Regions from separate parts of the Mus musculus genome. Here region 1 is linked to region 2. A link is a loop called in an ENCODE intact Hi-C map of the cell type or tissue named here. Cell type or tissue: left cerebral cortex. All regions are shown on one strand. Each heading gives the region's core, and the rest is flanking DNA. Links, peaks and the distances in the headings are about the cores only.

What was found. A loop is a pair of places that touch in the nucleus more often than their neighbours do. Peaks named below come from ENCODE experiments on the same cell type or tissue, not always from the same donor. Only the 100,000 strongest peaks of a DNase experiment are listed, where the experiment ranks them.
Region 1: a loop joins it to region 2, with 2.5 times the contacts of the local background. A loop is called at or near these places in 1 of 42 quality-filtered maps.

The regions. Positions count from the first base shown.
Region 1 is chr11:84,063,613-84,068,986 of GRCm38, reverse strand. Dusp14 (dual specificity phosphatase 14) reads left to right here and starts at 630. Exons shown (of 3, transcript NM_019819.3): 1 at 630-717. In left cerebral cortex, for the core only: a CTCF peak has its summit at 2,641; DNase peaks (open chromatin) are centred at 419, 1,036, 1,862 and 2,628; H3K4me3 peaks cover 4,341 bases; H3K27ac peaks cover 2,601 bases.
Region 2 is chr11:84,006,986-84,012,359 of GRCm38, reverse strand. It overlaps Synrg (synergin, gamma), which reads right to left. Exons shown (of 20, transcript NM_194341.2): 13 at 2,810-3,742. Among named protein-coding and RNA genes, the nearest start is that of Synrg, 45 kb to the right of the region's middle. In left cerebral cortex, for the core only: a CTCF peak has its summit at 3,166; a DNase peak (open chromatin) is centred at 1,110.

The DNA of each region.
Region 1 (5,374 bases), core at 314-5,313, 56 kb before region 2:
GTTCCACAAGTCAGCCTCGTTGTACCTAGGAGTGTGGGTACTGTCAATGCATCAGAGGTTTAGGGGTCTTTAACTCCTTTGGAGTTTCCCCAGTTACTTCCCTCACCTGTCAATCAAAATCCACCCAGCAGTTGACGGAAGAATTAGGGCGTGGTGGTTTATACCTTTAATCCCAGCTTTAGGGAGATAAAGGCAGAGGCAGGCGAGTCTCTGTGAGTTCCAGGCCAACCTGGTCTACATAGTGAGACCTTGCCTCAACAAACAAGCAAAAAAGAGTGGCTTTGCCTTCCCCCTTGGGTCCGCACCTGGGGCTGTCTCGCCCGGGGGAGGAGGAGGGGGTGGCTGAGAGGCGGTGATTAGTCACTGGCTGCGGCGCTCACACCTTTTATTCTGTCTCTTCCCGCAGTTGCCTCTCTGCATTTGGACAGATTCTTCGAACGCCAGCTCAGAAGCTGGGCCGGAGGACAACGCGGCTTCAAGGAGCAGGGGTCTGCGAGTAAGTCCAGGTGAGTAGGAACCGGGGCCAGGAGGACCTGCCCGCGCCGCAGCGCGCACGCGCGGCGCCCGGAACCCACGCTCGTCCCCGCTGCGGGCCCGCGCTCGGAAGAGGGCGGCAGCGCGCAGGGAGCGGGAGGCGCGCGAGGCCGGCGGGCAGAAGCCGCGAGCCTCGCAGCAGCACGGACCCGAGAGCCGCCGCTGCCGCCACCGGCACACTCGGTACGGGGTGCGGGGGAGAGCCAGAGGGGCCCGGGCGCATGCGACCCTCGGCTCTGCAAACTTTGTGCGGGTGCTCGGCGACCTCGGGGCGCGGGGCGGGAGAGGCTGGGATCCCCGAACCCAAGCCGGCAGGCGTCAGCATGCACCCCGCGACCGGCCCCGCCACCCCCTGGAAACACTTGGCTTTCTGCTATGCCAAGAACTCAACTTGAGCGTCTCTCCTCGGTGTTAGATTGGTGTGCACCATGCTCACATCTGACTCTTATTTCTCCTAAGTATCCTTGCTCTGGAGCGAAGTTGAATTGTACTGGGCTTGGGGTAGGGAAGGGAGCCGAGTGGTGTAGCCGCCTTAGGATTGTATAACTACCTTCTATTGAAGTGGATGTTGCCAGTGGCATCGGCTAATGTTATGGTAACTGGGCATCTTAGAGGCAAGAGAAGGCGGGGTGTTTTACCAGTAGTCTCCCGGTCTAATAATACTAAAAACAATACCTCATACTTTCCACTCAGGAGAGCCCCACGGCATTTGGTTTACGTTCTCTGGGTAGTTTTCAGTGAAGTTTCTAAGAGGTAGGTGGAGAGCTGTGCTTTCCCGATTTGTAGATGTAAAAAACGGAGGCAAGGATTCGGATTCTTAACTGACTTTAATGAAATGTGGACCAAGAGTTTTAACGCAGTTTCCTGCAGTTCTTGCTCCAAAAAGTACCAACTTTGAAGTTTAATGGGATACCAGAACATCCTCCCTGAGGACAATGAAAGGTCAGAGAGGCCAAGGGACAGTGGTCTGCAGCCGCAGGCCTCAGCTACAAAGCCGGGTCCCTCCAACAAGATGCAACTCTTTGGGTGTTGTATGTATTCTTTGCAAAGTTGTGTTTAGGGCTGCAATTTGCTGTTGTCTTTTGTGGACTCATAAAGGGCATTTAGTCTCGGTTTCCTTGAGAAACAGAGGAGTGAGGCACCCCCAGAGTGAGGCACCACTTCTTCCTTGCTGGAGACACCTTAAGAATTCCCATGAGGTCAGACGAGGGCCGAGAGTTCCCGGGAGGAGGGAGGAAGGAGCCCTGCACAGGCGGCTTGACACATGGGCCCCACTCCTGCCTCCAGCTCTGACTCACCTACTGACGCTTGGGGGAGGAGAATAGCTGCTTGGTATTTTTGGCTTTCCCCCATAAAACGGGAGACAGTTGGCTTCATTCGAGTCTTCTCAGCATCCTTTTCGAGAGCGCCGCGCCGCTGAGCTTAGTCCTCCTCTCGGAAGGAAACCTTTGATACTGGCTGACTGCAGGTATGCATTCTGTGAGATCCCTTAATAGAGCTGCACACAGATTTACTGCTGGAGCTTCTAAATCGGGGAAATCCTTCAAGACTTTGGGATTGAAATTAGGGTTAAGAGAAATCTTTGAATTAGATGTATACCTTTGCATGAGGAATTTCTTTTCCTTTTTTTAACAAGATGGATTAAAAATATTTTCCCAGCATCACAAAAAAAGGCTTGGCTCATTCCATCTGAAAAATTAGGACTTTATAGATCAGGTCATTGTCTTCCTTTAATCTTCAAAAGAATGGCTGTCTGTGTGTCTTTCTGTTGGCTTGTATCTTGTAGACTCTTCCCAGCGTTTTAATAAGATGTGTATTTGCATAAGTGACTTGCTAACAAAATCATTTTAGAGTGGATCCGGTTTATAGCAATTTGGTTTCTGTCTAGAACAGGTAGCATGCTTTTTAGGTAAAATCATGTTAACTCTGCCAGCACCTTACTATCTCTCTGAGCAACAGGCAGAAGGATCTCACAAACAACTTGAAAGGAGCTGGGTCGTTGTGATGCTTGGTTTTACTCCCAGGTGCAGAATGGAAACTTCCCTATTAATACACAAACACGACAGGCACGCACGACCAACAGCAGCGGATTGTCTTTGCACAGAGAAGACACAAGAGGGAGTGGAAGGCAGAAGAGTTGCTAAAGCAACCGATGGCCTGGGTATAAACTTACAGGGCTCGCATTTAAGGTGGTAGCTTCATTATTTATGATCGCTTCCCTGGGGTGACACAACAGAAAGGAAAGCGTTAATGGAGGAGGGTGCCGCAGCTCAGCTGGAGTCAATGGCAGGAAAAGGGTTCATCTGACAAGTTCATGTCAGCAGGGCATGACTTTGCATAGCAAACATTTACTAAGGAGTTTTGCTGTTCTAAAGGCACCGGGCTGGGTGCTGAGGTAAGAAAGCAAATGAGGGTCACGACCTTAGACACGACCTTAGACACGACCTTAGACACCTAGTAATAGTGAGAGGAGTGCTCTTTTCCTGGGATCGGAGCCTGTTTTTTGGTACTCGATGAAGGAATAAACTGAATGGGTAACTTGATCAGTTACTTTAGAGAAAGATGTAAGGGTAACCACAGCCAAGAAGCAGACTCCTACTGCATTTTCCCCTCCCCCCTAACCCCCCACTACTTTTTCAGGACAGCTGATTACTGTACTGACTATAATGGAAATAATCTCCTTTGCCTATGGTTTTTACCTCTAAGCATAAACCTAAACAGCACAGCTGTTCATGCCCCTTTCACCTTTATGCAACATTTTTTTTAGGTCTTGTTTGTTTGCGATGGGGTCTCTAGTGTATCCCTAGCTGTCCTGAAACTTGCTCTGTAGACCAGGATGACCTCAAACTCACTGAGATCTGCCTGCCTCTGCCTCCCAGCTGCTGGGATTATAGGCATTTGCTACAACACCAGGCTTAGGTTTTTCTTTTCACTTGCAATAACTATATATATAGATATATATAGATATATGTGTGTGTTATGTGTAATATATATTTTATATATATATATAGTGAACATATAGATAATTGTGTAAATTAATGCACTGTAGTGTTTGAATTTTTAATTCATATTTTTTATGTGTGTGGAGTTTTCAGCTGCAGGTTTGTCTGTGTACTATATTTGTGCTTGGTGCCCAGAGGGGCCAGAAGAAGGTGTCAGTCTTCTTAGGGAAGTCTAGAGTTAAAGATAGTTTAAGCTGCCATGTGGAGGCTGGGAATTGAACCTAGCTAGGTCCTCTGAAATAGCAGCCAGTGTTCTTAACCACTGAGCCATCTCTCCAGCCCCTGCACTATGATTTTTTTTTTTTTTTAAAGATTTATTTATTGATTATATGCAAGTACACTGTAGCTGTCCTCAGACACTCCAGAAGAGGGAGTCAGATCTTGTTACGGATGGTTGTGAGCCACCATGTGGTTGCTGGGATTTGAACTCCTGACCTTCGGAAGAGCAGTCGGGTGCTCTTACCCACTGAGCCATCTCACCAGCCCAGCACTATGATTTTTGAAGATTCGTCTGTATGTTGTCTGAGACTGTAGTTGGTTCATTTTGGGGTAAACATTACCTGTCAATGTCATATGTTGGTGAACATTTTGAGTTGTTTGTAGCCTTGGGCAATTATGAATAGTCCTGGGTTAGGAGTGATGCTCTTTTTCAAAAGAGAGTGTCTCAATTTACATTCCTGCAGTGGTGTCCACTTTGAAGTCTTAGGTCACTAAGTGTGTTTGCTGTTTAACCACAGCAGGCTTGGATAGTTAAGTGGCTACGTGTCATGGGGCTGGGGGTTAGTTTGGTTCCTGTTGTATAATGCACCAGCATGTCTGTGAGTGGTTGTTCTATCTGCATGTATGTTTGTACACTACATGCCTGCAAAGGGCAGAAGGCATTGGATCCCCTCTGGAACAGAAGTTACAGACAGTTGTAAGCCACCAGGTGGCTGCTGGGAATTGAACCAGGGTCCTCTAATAGAGCAGCTAGTGTTCTTAACTACTGACCCATCTCTCCAGCCCCCTCTAATGTGTTTCTCTTTACTCCCGCTAAGTTTTGTGATTCTCAGGTGGGTCTCATACCTTTAATCCCAACAATTGGGAGGCAGAGGCCAACTTGGTCTATAGAATTGTTCCAGGACAGCCAGAAAATACACAGTTTCTGTCCCGAAGAAACCAAAACAGGCCAGGCTGTGGTGGCTGGTGCATGCCTTTGATCTCACCCTGGAGGCAGAGGCAGGCAGATCTGAGTTTGAGACCAGACTGGTGTACAGAGCAAGGTCCAGGGCAGCAAGAGGGCTATGCAACCTGTCTTGACAAAACAAAACAAGACAAAAAGTTCTATGGTTTGGGTTGACATAAACCAGAAACAGTTTTCCCACTGTACTTAGTTGAAAACTACTCAACAGACTCTTTATTGATATGATTTGACAGTTTATAGTTACAGAAAATTTACCTATGCAAAATGAGGTTCTAAAAATAGAAGTCTTTAAAGGCCTTGAGTGACTCCTAATCTGGTGAATGCTTGCTTTGTGCCCAGCCCTGAAGGTTGAACTCAAATATGTGAGGCGGGTGTGAACTCACACCCAGCCTTGGTAAAGAACTCTAAGGACAAGGAAGGACGGACACACTTGTGTGTGCAAGTTCCTAAGAGGCACATAACACAGCTGTACAACAGCACCTGTGCTACAGGAATAGATGACATAGAGATGTCAACGGAAGCCTTCCTCTCACTCTTCATGAAAATAAAAGGAGTGGCAATTTAGAGGCTATCCCATACACTCATTCCCAGCACACTCTTTGTTAGGCTTTTGTATTTGGGTTTGCTGGCTGGGTTTAAAGTTAGGGATGTGTGT
Region 2 (5,374 bases), core at 145-5,144:
AAGCATTTGTGGATGCTCGAAAGCATGTAACCAACTGAGCTCAAGAGCTTAAAGCTGCACTTCAGTTCTAGGCCACATTAAGGACTTCTGGGTCTACAAGGGGCAAAGGTTAAATTGTATCCCTGCTTTTTTAAGAGGGGAAAAAACCCCCAAAAACCAAAAAAAAAAAAAAAAAAAAAAAAAAAGTTTCAAGGGACACTGTGACTTCAATTTGATACCAGCCAGGTATTTCTTTGGTCTAACTGAAAAACACAAATTACACACATCCCCACACTTTCAAAATATGCCAAAGAATCGTTTATTAACACAGGACTTACAGATCGCAGGAGAGAGTACAGAAGAGCTAGAAAGGAAGCATCAGAGTAAGCATGCAGCCAGTGTTTGCAGAAGAGGAGGATAAAGCAAGTTCCCAACGACACATTCACACACAAGTGTCTCTACTGAAAAGACATCAGAAAAGCAGCCCAAAATAATAAGGCGCTGATTAAAATACAAAGATTTTCCATGTCAAAAAGAGCTACTTCACAGGCAAGTAGCCCCAGAGGGCTTGCTGGCTCTGAGAAAGTCACAGATCAGAGCAAGCTCTTGCTGCCAGACAAAGGAGCTTAAAGACCAAACACCAAGATGCTGCTGTGCCAGAGAGAGTAAATTTAGGGGGGTGGGAAAGCAGCCTCTTTGAAATGATAAGCAGCAAGGACTCAAAGGGTTAAATGTAATGATATGCAGAGAGAAACCAGGCAATGTTATTAGTATATCTATCTACCTTCATACAAAGAATTAACAGCACGGGTCAGAGAAGTATCCCCTTCAGAGTTAAGTTAGGGTTTCCAGGCAGGATTACGGTCCAGGGACAGTAACCATCCAAGTTTTTCTTTTCTTTTTTCCCCATCAGCCCGCTTATTTCTCCAGGATGTCTCAGACTAAGAGAGCAACAGATTCCACGGTGAGCGAAAGGGTAAAATAGAGTCACAGCGCGCTGAGGCAATGCCTGCGCTCACCTCTCCAGTATTTTACTCAGGCAGCAATCTGCAGTCTTGCTCAGCAACACATTAGCGTGACAGTCGGCATCAACCCATCTTAACAACCGCTCTGAAGGAAAGGATACTGCTCCTCCCCCAAGGGAGGTTTACAGAACAACAGAAGGGAACAATCTGCATTTAAGGTCTCCTCCCTTTGAACAGAGCTGTCTCCAACATGACAGGTTCCATTCTGGGAATGTTCCAAACATACAGAGAGAACACGAGCGAGTGAGCGAGTGAGCGAGCACAGATTATTTAACAGGTCCATTGGAATGAACTCAGTCAAAAGCCAACCTCCCCTTCCCAAAGAAAAGGTGGGAAAAAGACATCCCAGACCTGGATTAACTCATTTCACAAAGATGTGGTTTGGCACTGTGAAAGAATATAGATTCATTTTCAGAAAAATAGCCTCTAATTAATAACTTCAGAGTCCAAAAGGCTAGTATACATGTTGTGAAATTGTTTTTAAATAAAAATCAAATGTCGTTTAAAAAACAATGCCCCTTTGCAACCAAGTGTTGTGGCTCACGCAGCTCATATTAAAAATAACAAAGCATCCTATCAAACAAACAACACTGAAGGGGAAAATATAAAAAATGAAAAGAAAAAAAAAAAGGAGAAAGTACTAGTGATGGGCATCAGGAGCTGAGCCAGCCTGCTGCATCAGGCAAGCCCTCAGCCGGCAGCAGGCAGGACGGGGATCATCGCTAACTGCGTCCCATTCAAACCCAGCATAAGAAACTGCCAACATTTCAGTAACAAAGGGCGCCATTGCCAGTTTGAAATCTGCGGACTCCACAGCACTTCACAATGTCTGCTGAGTCTGTAAACGTACAATGTCTTACCTGTCCCTCTCAGGTAGAGAAACGAACCCTGCATGTGCACACTACATTTTCTAGAATAATACAGTAATACCGAGATAGTTCTCATTATTAAAGGCCACAAAGTAGGTTTATCTTTCTATATACATATCAAAAAAACAAAACAAAACAAAACAAAACAAAATAAAAACTAGGACACTTGGGAATCTAGTTCTTGTGACACAAAGTTAGACCCGAGAATAAACTGCTACATGTAAAGCCACACAGGGTTTAAAGAGGGCTCTCTAGAAAGAGGTTCTCACACATCAGAAGTTAGTAGCTACCCTAGCCTATCATCTACAGGGTTATTACAACTTAATACTGGCAGTAACACTGCAAAACTGTAACACTGAAAACAGGTCTGCTCCCCGCCAGGCCCTGACCCACAGAGCATCCCTAAGTGACCTCTTCACTCTTCTCAGGGGAGCTGGCAAGCTGAACTACAAGTGTGGGGAGTTCGTTCACTCTCTTGGCCTAGTCAGAGTCGGTTTCTGTAAACCAAACAAACACTGTCTTAGCAACCCTAATATACCAAAGAGGAGACAAAAGAGGAGGGCAGGCACTGCTAGTCCCTCTCACAGGCATGAAGAAACACTGTACACACTGCCAAATTCTTTATAAAACTTCTGGCTGTGTGGGGTTCACTGAGCAGTGGGTTCGTATGGGCCTCTGACACCAAGTGAGTATTGGCGTCAAAATAAAAATATCTTGGCTATCCAATCTAAGCTTCAGAGCTGTCAGAGTACCCATAGGTTAAGGTTTCAGTAACACCATGTTTAACACTGCTTCAAGCAGATGACTGCAGGTTAGCTCTTCTTAGAGATCTGAGGAGGTAACAGGCCAGAGCCTTGGTCTGTCAGTCAGACAATACCCAGAGTCCTCTCTGATATCTACATGACCATCACCAGAGCAATCTCACCAATTCCTCACCTGCGGCAGGAGGATGCTGGCCACTAACTGTTGGTAAATCCAAAGAGCTATCAGACATGACATGCTTAAGATCTCCTCCCACATCAGCCAATTTCATGTCAAATTGAACAGAAAGTGCATCTTCAGAGTCCTCCTTGCCAACACTGCTGCCACCGATGGAGGGGAGGTCTAAAGACTTCACCGAGGAGGAGTCTTCTTTGGCATGTCTGAAAGCCACGGCTTTCTCTCCCAGGGATTTGTCTGAGCTCGTGGATGAGAATTTACTGGAGTGGAAGTCGGCAAAGTCATCTTCACTCTTGGTGGAGGAAGTGTTCTCTTTGAACTCCTCCATGGCCAGCCCAGCGCCCTCTAGGGACAGCTGTTTGAAGACATCATACTTGGTTGCCGCAGCAGGTGGGTGCTGTGCCCCTTCCACAGTGCTGCTGGACAAGGGGCTGGGACTCACTTCCTCCCTGAGGGCTTCATACTTGTCACTTGCTTTTGGCTCAGATGAAATGGAGCTGTTACCGAAAGCCATAAAATCTGCAAAGTCGTCCTGCTCCCCAGCAGATGCAGGGTTTGAATACTCCCCAAAGAGGTTGAACTCTCCAAAATCATCTGCCAAACTAGAAGTTTTAGTGGATGCCAGTGCTGCTGACGCTGCTGCAGAGCCCGCTGGCTGAGGTCGAGTGGAAACGGACTTTGCTGTGCTAAATGTAGCTGAAAAGGGCACCTGTTTCTCGCCACTGCAATCCACTGAGGAGAACATATCTAGATCTTCTAAGTTCAGAGGGGTTTTCACCTGTGTCTGTGTCTGCTGTGCAGCTCCTGAGGCAAAAGCTGATGGGAAAGTGTCTTTTGTGGGTGGCTCTAGGGGTGACACACTATCGGCGGTCTTGAAGTCAGTGAAGCCATCATCGGTTCCTGTGGATCTGAACTCGGCAAAGCTCTCTCCTGAAAAAAAGAAGTGCAGTTCAGTAAGGATGCAGAGCAGAAGACCATGTGGCACACGATGCATTAAACCAAGGTAAAACCCTGTACACCCATCCTTGGCTCAATGGTAACCACAGTCCACAGCCTTGTGTCTCCATTAAAGCCAGTGATAAGGAAACAGGCAAGCACGGCTCAAGACTCTCTCCTCCTCTGGCCAGAACTGAACCAGAAGCTGGAGGATTCTGAGAGGCACACTGAGAGCTGCCCACTAAACATGAAGCATTATAATGTTTTAAACAAGTTCAAAGGTATCAGTGAAGGACTCAGAGAATCCTGCATCTGGTATTCAGAGTGTACAACTCTGAACTACTAAGCACTTTAGAAAGATTTAGAAGCTGGGCGTTGAGTCACACACCTTCCCAGGACTTGGGAAGCTCAGGTAGAGGGATCACAAGTTGAGGCTAACTTGGGCTACATGACTAGATCAGCTCTCCAACATACCAACCAACTAATCAGCCAACCAATGAACTAACCATCATCAACAATAAATAAACAACCTCATTACTAGATGCTAACAGTGTAGCTCAGTGCCCACTGGCAAACTCATGCATGACACACACTGACACCCATGCACACACACAGGAACACAAAATATTAGAAAGGATACAATGTAGTCTTGCTCAAGTACACTGACATTAATCGGATGTTCTTTTTGTAAAAATCTTTGAGAAAATAACTACTTATCTGCAAAGCAAGTTAAGTGCTCATGTGGAGGTCAGAGGACAGCTGTGTGTGTAGACTCTCTCTCTCTTCTCCTTTGTTTTAAATCTGAGATCTGAACTCAGGCCATCAGGTTCTGCAACATTTTTATCCTGTAGGCCATTTTTTTTCCAGCCCCTGAGAACTTAGTCTTTAAACTTTGGAACCATGATTCTTAATAAGATTTCTACTCTTCACTCATGTCTAATCTTAGCACTTACAATTATAATGTCAGGATGTAGATAACCTCAGTTTTCTTACAATGTTTGAAGGCCTACAATGAAACCACTAGGATAAGCCATTTAATGAAAGCCAGCGATATACCAACTGTGAGTATTGCTATACCAACCAACATCATTTAATATCTATTAACATGATTGCCAATTCTGGAGATTAAGAAATAAAAGCCTAAATTTCTCTGCTACTTTACCTCCACTCTTTTTTTGTTTTCTTTTAGGTTTTGAGACAGGGTTTCTCTGTGTAGCCCTGGCTGTCCTGGAACTCACTTTGTAGACCAGGCTGGCCTTGAACTCAGAATCAGAGATCCAGATGCCTTTGCCTCCCAAGTGCTGGGATTAAAGGTGTGCACCAGCATTGCATGGCTTCCGCGCCCCCACCCCCTCAAATGGACAGTCTACTTTTGTAGTTCTGATTGGCTTAGAATTCACCAGACAGACCAGGCTGGCCTTGAATGTATAACCTCCCACCTCTAACTCCTGAGTGCTGGGATCATAGGCACACACTCTCATCAATGTTTTAAAAAACTGTTTTTCCTAAATGATCAAACATAGATGCATAATGAACCATAAAGTGTACTTAAAAGCCAAACCTTAAAACCAGTTTCTAAAACTGCCACCAAGGAAGAGATGGGCTTTCAACCTATCGGGCCTCATG